2 separate regions of the Homo sapiens genome follow, and region 1 is linked to region 2. Evidence: chromatin contacts called from ENCODE Hi-C data. All regions are on one chromosome and are shown on one strand. The core of a region is the stretch at or near the end of the contact, and the rest is flanking DNA. Distances in the headings are between cores, read along the strand shown.

The links. Hi-C counts contacts between places; a loop is a spot of excess contacts on that map.
Region 1: a loop to region 2 is called in a map of endothelial cell of umbilical vein, with 2.9 times the contacts of the local background. The contact joins two enhancer-like sites. A Hi-C loop is called at or near these places in 2 of 168 maps with a recorded cell type or tissue (Calu3 and endothelial cell of umbilical vein).

What each region holds. Positions count from the first base shown.
Region 1 is chr5:130,709,262-130,713,651 of GRCh38, forward strand. No RefSeq gene overlaps it. Among named protein-coding and RNA genes, the nearest start is that of HINT1, 450 kb to the right of the region's middle. Within about 2 kb of position 1,415, at least 2 of the 41 ENCODE cell types and tissues checked have a DNase peak (open chromatin) inside an H3K27ac peak, as active enhancers do; they include endothelial cell of umbilical vein, where a contact is called at or near this core.
Region 2 is chr5:130,331,546-130,336,278 of GRCh38, forward strand. No RefSeq gene overlaps it. Among named protein-coding and RNA genes, the nearest start is that of CHSY3-AS1, 430 kb to the left of the region's middle. Within about 2 kb of position 1,711, at least 2 of the 41 ENCODE cell types and tissues checked have a DNase peak (open chromatin) inside an H3K27ac peak, as active enhancers do; they include endothelial cell of umbilical vein, where a contact is called at or near this core.

The sequences.
Region 1 (4,390 bases), core at 165-2,664, 380 kb after region 2:
ATGTTTTTGGACAAAGTGCATTTACTCTCAAATTTCTAAGCCTTATGTTGCTCTCTTGTACCATTTTCTCATTCATTTTACAATTATTCTTAAGGCCAAATAAGTTTTGACATGCAAATTTATGTTCTGTTCTTAAGTATGTTTCCCTCTTCCATCCCAAGAAGGTAGTTGGACTGCCATTCAAATTATCTATAAAAATTATCTAAAGTAGTACACTGAGAAAATATGCTTAGGCTTCTGGGTCTATGTATGTGATATCCTAGACGCCCCCCCAGATGTCATACTCACTGAAAGAAATTAAAGTTCTAGAAAGTAAATATTAATGCATATCAGTTCTTCCCTCAGCTGGCAAGAAACTAATCAATAATCAGAAGCCAAAAAATAAAGTGAAAGAACATTGCATAGGGATAGGTAAGTGTTCACCAACCCACCTGACTTTCACCTGGAGGCATCTGCTGAGCCTGGTGTCCCTGAGTATCTGTTCTGATGTTATGACAGGAACAGTGAGCCAAAGATTAATCCTAGCTCCTACAAGATGCAGAATCGAACAGAAGACTCCATATGCAGTTGGCACTCCAGAAGGCTATATCCCCAGTGCAAGGGTGAACTGGATATAAAAGCACATCAGAGAGGAAATCTGTTTGTCTTGATGGACAGAAAGAACAAAAAGAAATCCCCCTTATAAAGAGAACAGAATCACTGAGCCTCCAAAAGGTTTATAACTCAAGTGCTAAAGGGACTATTAGTAACAAAATAATATATTGGCTGTTATTTTTTAATATCCATTATCTTGACAAAATAAAGGAACCTATGTCCAGATTGTAGCAAAGAGAGGAATACTGAAAGAAAATGTATTTCTTTTATTGAACTTGGAAGAGACTGAATTCAGCAGCAGTATTCCTGTGTGGACAGAACAAAAGGATACAGACAAGAAATGTCCACTTTTGGGGCACCGAAAGGAATTTAATTAATAGCCTCACAAAGACAGAGATTGCAGGTAATTACTCAAGGCCCAACAGACACAGGGATCACTGAAGGAGTCCATGTAATTATTGAAGGAAAAAAAAATGTCCTTTCATGTTCTCTTTGCAGGATGCATGGCACCTGAGCACCATAGAGTCCTCATTCTCTCCTATTCTAACTACCCTAACTCTGATTTAAATAGCATCTCTGAAGTATCTACTCTGAAGCCAGCACTGAGATAAGCAAAGGTAACACAGAAATGAATGAGATATGCTCTGAACCCAGGAGGAGTATAGTCTGGGAGGAGAATGAATGAAGACTGATGCATTAGTTAAGTAACAGAAAAAATGATATGCAACAGATGTCTAGAATGGCAAAGTATGGTGGGAAAACAGGAGGCAGAAAATTAGCTTTGATGGAGACAGACAGTAGTTGTTTCTCAGCTGAATCAGAGGAAGGGGGCCCGAAGAAAAGGAGTAGAAGAGCTTATTTAGTGAGTAAGAATAAAAGAATGGTATTCCAGGAAGGAGTCATGGCATGGGAACAGGAACAAAGACGTGAAAGGACTTTGTGTGTTTACGTAAAGATAAAATGTGCTATAGGGTAAATCATCAGCCAAGTAGCAGCAGGAGCAGCTAGTTTCCCATGCAAGAAGCTGCCGGGCCAGGGGAAGTGGACTCCTCTGGTCAAGTTCTCCTCCACAGCAAGGAGAAAGATGAACCATTGCTGACTTAGGTATAGCAGTGAATCCCTGGGTATTTCTAGATACATTCGCCTGGGAAAACGCTATTAGCTACTAATTTGGGAAACATATGGAGTGGTAATTGGGGTTTGTGATGTGGGAGTACTGAGAAATTCACTTGCTGATAACACAAACACAGAGAGGACACAGGTGATGTCAGACTTATTATAGAAGGTTTTAAATTTGCATATGTATATAAAATGAGTTCTTTTACATCCCAAGAATCTATTAGAGGCCACAAAATGAAGACATGATGCATTCACTCATTTATCCAGAATTTTTAATCACTTACTGTGTATCAATTATAAGTCTAGTGCTGAAGGCATAGCAGTGAGGACAAGATCAATGCTCACATGGCATCCAATTCTACTAGAATCATCAAAAATTGATGAGTCTTGATGTAATTAGCTGCAGCAATTAAACAGATATGGTTCAAATGACATTGCAAACATGATGTGCATCAAGATAACCTGGATAGTTTTTTTTTAACAGAGCCTAGCTCCAGTCACTATCCATCTTGTGCTTTTTAAGAAGTTTCTCCGGGGAACTTTGATATGTAGTCAGGTTCAAGAAACAGTCACATAGATCATTGCTTCTCAAACCATCTGTGGTGAAAGTCCAAGGTGTTTTTTTTTCATGTTTGTCTTTTTTTAATTTCTGATCTATAGTAGACCAATATATTATAAAATACAATAAGAAGTTATGAGAGATTCTGCTTGGATATCTCAGTAAAGTCAAATTGCTCCAAAAGTTCCTAATTGTTTACCCTCAATTCCTGTACCTCCCTAATTGTGGTGGGCAGGTATCAGTTTGCATAGCAGCTCCAGAACATTTTGAGTAGTACTGGTCTAAATTACAAGTGGTTTTGAAATTCATAAAGGAACGTCAATGTTGTTTTGTGACCCAGGAAGACAGCACAAAGAAGGTAGAGGTAAGAGGGAGAAAAACCACTCAAGGAAGAATAGCATTCACAAAGACACAGAGAAAACCCTACTTCTTAGGGTAGTTGTCATCAACTATGCAGTAAATGTTTGTGTATGGTATTATCTTAGCAACTATAGAAATTAAACAAGTGAATCCTCATTTCTGAGAGACTGGTTGTCTAAGTCAGTGAAACAACTAAACACAGCTCATGTTGGTACAAAGTAATTTTTATATTTACAAAATATTACAGACATGTACCCATATATACATTCAGATATGCATATCTTTAATATTTTATATTTTATATAGATGAAGAGAACACATATATTATACATACCTGTGTACACACATACATGTTCACTTGTGTGTCTTTTCCAGTGTATTGTATCCAGGACTAATTACTATTGATTTTACACAACCATTCCAATACCCTCTTCTACAGGATTCTTTGTAGACAGTAAGGAGTGAGATATAGGAAAGGTAGTTTAGAAGTGGTCTATAGTAAACCTTTATTTGTTTATTTGTTTTAGCATAGTGATTTATCTTACCTAAAGGGATGTTCACCTCAAAAAAATCCCTTTGTAAGTCATTTGGCATTGTATAAACATCTCAGTGGCCCATGCCATAAAACAACACATCAAGGATGTATTTTATTACTTCATTCAGCAAGCAGCTTAAATATTAATTCTGTTTACTGTAGGAACTTAAAAAAACAATTCAGCTGCAGCCAAAGGTCACAGTAAGAGGCAGTGAGATGTCAACTGAGGGACTCACTGCTGTCTCTACTCCCCATCCCAAACTCTCCTCATTTATCCTGAAAAATGGGCAACCCGAAATGTAAATGCAGATGTAGTGTTCTTCCTATAGGTCACCTGATGACATCCCCAAAACTACCTTGTTGTAAATTTAGAATTTCTACTGATTAAAGTCAAACCCCATAGAGAATACTCCAAATAGGGAAAATTTAGATAAGAAAGATTAGTTTAACTCTTCTAGGAAGTAAAATTTTTATTCCTTTTTTTAGATTTCATTTACCCTATTTTGTGAATGAAAGGCAAAAATTCTTCCATGTCAATAAAAAAATGATTTGAATCTAAATTCTCTGATACTGCAATAGATATGCAACAATCTCTTAAATATTTTCCTCTTGGTTATAGAAAGATGTTCATTTCAAAATCTTCAAATGTGTTACTTTTATCTGTAAACAATTTATATCATAGTATTCAAACAGGGTTTAGCATTCTTAGAATTACATAACAGAAAACAGTGCTATGCAACTTCAATGATAATATTTTAGATGCCCTTATGGGGAATTTGTGAATAGTTAAGTGGGAGGTCTATATTTCTTACAGAAGTAAAGGAGGTCTGGAGAAGAAAATAATTAGCAATAATACAAGCACTGTTTGTCGGATATGGAGACAAAAGCATGACAGAGAGATTCACTCAGTTTGCAAAATCAAGGAAAACAGGCAGGAAATGCTTCACTACCTGTCTGTTTCTTTCTGTGTGAAAGTAGTGAGAAAATGTATTTTTTTCTGAAAGATTATTTTAAAAACCTGAAGTGTCACTTGTAGCAAGTTTCCAGCTGAGGTAGATGGTCTTATCTGTCTTTTACTAAATTAGGAAGCAGTGATTTTTTTTTCATAAGCCTTTTCTCATATGTAACAGCTAAACTTAAACCTTTGTTAAGCAAAAGTTAAGGAAGCTTCTTGACTTTATTATATTGTTTTGTTCTACTCCTGCATTGCTTCATTGCTTTGA
Region 2 (4,733 bases), core at 461-2,960:
GCTGCCATGCGATGACATGCTTGCTTCCCCTTCTGCCATGATTGTAAGTTTCCTGAGACATCCCCAGCCATGCCTTCTATACAGCCTGGGGAACTGAGTCAATTAAACTTCTTTTCTTTATAAATTACCCAGTCTCTGGTAGTTCTTTTTACAGTGTGAGAACAGACTAACACAGATGGGTAGTCTGCAAATATTTTCTCCCATTCTGTGAATAGTCTCTTCACTCTATTGATTGTTTCCTTTGGTGTGCAGAAGATTTCTAGCTTGATGTGATCCCATTTGTCCATTTTTGCTTTGATTATATATGCTTTTCAGGTTTTACTCAAGAAATCTTTGTCTAGACCAATGTCCTGGAGTATCTTCCCAATGTTTTCATAAAACTGACATGAACAGCAACTGAATTGCTGGACTGGTTTAGTCACCAGAAGTGGAAGTCTTCGTGGTGTACCTTTGAAGTATTGTAGTGGAGACAACAAGGAAGAAAGACCCTACAGTGAGCAGAGCTCTGGGCAGCAAGATTGGCAGAACAAAGAACTTACATAAAGTTCAAGGGGTAGGAAAACTTCTTCTACCCACCTGGATATGTTATGGACCAGAAACCACTATTGCCAGTACCTTTTCCTCTGTTTCTAAGTGGAAAACACTTATAATCATTCCTCCCACTATGATTTGGATAAGTTAATCACATTTTATAAGATCCCAAAAAACCAGTTCTGAATCTTATCAGAGATCCTGCATTTGGAATTGGATAAAGGAACGAGATGTTATTGGATAGCAACTAGATGTTTCTGGAGAAAGAAACTAGTTGTTTTCCTTTAGTGAAGGAATATTTCCACTTCCATTTATATAGGGAAGAGCTAATTGGGGCTTTTTTTTTTTTTTTTTTTTTTTTTGAGGCAGAGTCTCACTCTGTTGCTCAGGCTGGAGTGCAGTGGCGTGATCTCGGCTCACTGCAACCTCCACCCTCCCAGGTTCAAGCAATTAACCTGCCTCAACCTCCCAAATAGATGGGACTACAGGTATGCACCACCACACTGGCTAATTTTTGTAGTTTTAGTAGAGATGGGATTCCACCATGTTGGCCAGTCTGGTCTTGAACTCCTGACCTCAAGTGATCCACCTGCCTTGGCCTCCCAAAGTGCTGGGATTACAGGCATGAGCCACTGCGCTTGGCCCTAGTTGAGGAATTTTTGAAATCAGTAGTTTCCCTCTTATCTACAGGGGATATGTTCCAAGACCCCCATTGTATGCCCAAACCACTGATGGTACCCAACCAGATTGCCATCAATTGGAATACATTTCTGTTTACATATTCCACCCACAAACTTAATATCTTTTCCATTTTAACTTAGCACTTATCACGCGGCCATAACTTTTCCAATTTGAAGTGCAACAGCAAAACTAGCACGGATTCCTGTTCCTTCTTCACAATCTCATGGATAGAAGATTTGTTCTTACTGTAGATCTTAGCAACTTCAGCATATGATTTTTTTTTCTTTCCTTATTAACTCAAAACTTCTACATCTCCACTTAAATGGAGCACTTTAGGGATTCTTTTTGCCATATCCAAATTGCCAGGATTACTACTCTCATGCATGGGCCATTATTAAGTAAACTAAGGGTTCCTTGAACATAAGGAGTACCCATACCTCTATGGTCTGAAAGCAAAGTCAGCTAATAAGTGATGCAGGCTGGTAACTTCTACAGTGTGGATACACTGGACAAAGAAATGATTCATGTCCTGGGCTGGGTGAATCAGGATGTGTGAGATTTCATCATGCTACTCAGAACGGTGTGTAATTTAAAACTTAACAATTGGTATTTCTGGAATTTTCTACTTCATATTTTCTAGAATGTAGTTGATCTCAGGTAAGTAAAGCAAACCACGGATAATAGAAAGCAGAACCACAGATAAGAGAGGATATATGGTTCAAAGACTAAATAAAAAGGGAAATTGGAAAGATCATAATCTTAGACAATTTGACATTTCAGATATAAATACGACGCACACACATATAAAGAACATAGAGTCAAAGTGACAAATATTGTCAGTTCTTTCTTATATTACATCATAAATCAGTAGAATTCAGATTTATATTCCAATAGGGATTACAATAAAATTTGACAAGACGAACCTAAAACTTAAAATTAAAAAAAAATGTGAAAATCACCAGAACAAATTTTACTTCATTAAAAAATTAATAGCATTATTGAAATATAATTGACATACAGTAAAGTGCATATATTTAAGTGCATACATTTTGATAAATTTTGACCCTACAGTTAAGACAGTGAACACATACATCATTCCTAGAAGTTTCTTTGCATCCTTTGTAATCCTTCCCTTCCGACTCTCCCTACCACTGGATGGGTATAGATAGATTTGTAAATTAATGTTTTTTGTCTTTCATTATTTTAAAGATGTTGCTCCACTATCTGCAGGTTCTTGTTGTTTTGGATAAGAAATCTGATGCCATCCTCATCTTTATTTCTTTACGTTATATAATGTCTGTTTTTCTCTGCTTTTAAAATGTTGTCTTTATCACTAGCTTTAGGCCATATGATTATGATATGCTTGGTGAAGATTTAAAATTATGCGTCTTTCGACCTTTGGGTTTGTTGAACTTTTTCATACTGTGCACTATAGGGTTTTTTTTTTCTGTTTTTAAAATCAAATTTGTAAGATATTTTAGTCACAACCTCTTTAGCTTTTTTTTTCTGTACCATTTCTCTCCTTTCCTCCTGGGATACTAATCACACATAAGGTAGGCTGCTTGAAGTTGTCACGCTGTTCCCTTATCTTCTCTTCATTATTATTTTTTAGGGTTTTGCTGTTTCATATTCTATAGTTTCTATTTCTATGTGTTCCAGTTTATTGATTATTTCTCCTGCAATATCCAATCAGCCATCAAATCCTTCCAGAGTATTTTTTATTTCTGTACGAATTTTCAGTTTTGGAATTTTGATTTGGAGTATTTTTTAACCTTCTATGTTTCTACTTAACATGCTCAATCTTTCCTCTAGCTTTTCAGTCATGTGAAACACAGCTATAATAAGTATTTTAATGCCTATTAATAATAATGTGTGTGTTAATTCTAGTTTGCTGCTGATTGGTTGCTTTTCCGCCTAATTTGGGGTTGGATTTTCCTGCTTTTTATATGGTTTTTCTATAGAATGCCAGCCATTGTTGATTTTATCTTCTTAGGTGCTGGGGATTTTTTCATTGCGATAAATACGAATGACCTTTGTTCTGAGATGCAGTTAAGTTATTTAGGAAGAGTTCTTATTCCTGAGATTTATTAGGTAGTATCACAGCAGTATGTATACTAGAGTAATTAGAGGTGTCTTAGGTTCCTTGGATTTCCAGCTTTATCATCTCAAATCAGGAAGTCTACCAGGCTGTGTCTGGGTCTTTTCTTCCTGCTCCACTGGCTGGAATACTGAAGGCAGTAAGCTGTGGCAACTGCAGAGCTAAGCTTGTTTATTTCCTATTTTTCAGTGATCATTGTCCTTTTTTCCTGATATCCAATATCTTGAAAACTATAGTTTCATATATTTTACCCTGATTTTCATTGTTTCTGCTAGCAGGGTAAACCTGGTCCTTTTTGTTCTGTCTCAGTTGAAAGTATAAATAAACCAAGATGATTTGGAGCAAAAGATGTGAGAAAATTTGCTCTATAAGAAAATACAGTCATGTATCACTTAATTACAGGGATTCATTCTGAGAGCAGTAGGTTAGCTTACACCAGCGTCATCACAAACACATGAGTAATGCATTGCACTATAGTGTTAGGATGGCCATGATATCACTGGGTGAGAGGAATTTTTTTCAGTTCCATTATAATCTTATGGGACCACTCTCAAACAGACAATTCATTGTTGACCAAAACAATGGTATGCAGTCAGTGCATGACTAATTAAAATACTGGTTATTTGGTGTGAAATTAAACAAATTCTATTGGAAAGAAAATGACCTGTATTTGTATGGAAAATTAGCACTGAGTTATTGTAACTTTTTGACTTAGTTAAGAACCTATAGACTACTTAAAAATGGTATTGGAAACATTGACAAGTATTTGGCAAAACTAGAATTATATACCTTCTTCACTTCAATCACAAACATACAATTCTAATTGGATTAAAGATCTAAAATAGAATATACAAAATCATAAAATTTGTAAAAGAAAATAATTTCAGAACTGTGAGTTATTGAAGCTTTCTATAAACTAAAATTATAAGCCATAAAGCTAGATTAACAAATTTCACTATGTTAAAATTAAAAATGTCTCTGCCATCAAAAAAACTTCACCATTAACAATGTTAAAAGATAAACGACAGATGAGAACAAGTGCACATAAAACAGCCATTGGATTAATATTAAAATACGTAAAGGTTTACCAAATAATAAAAATAATAGGCCAATGGAAAACAGAGCAGAAAATATAAACAACTGTAGCATTTAACAACAGAAAATACATATAACCAAGGACATATGAAGTAGAGTCAAGCATTTTAAAAATACACATTGGTGGCCGGGCGCAGTGGCTCATACCTGTAATTTCAGCACTTTGGGAGGCTGAGGCAGTCGGATCATGAGGTCAGGAGATAGAGACTATCCTGACCAACATGGTGAAACCCTATCTCTACTAAAAATACAAAAATTAGCTGGGCGTGGTGGCGTGTGCCTGTAATCTCAGCTACTTGGGAGGCTGAGGCAGGAGAATCACTTGAAC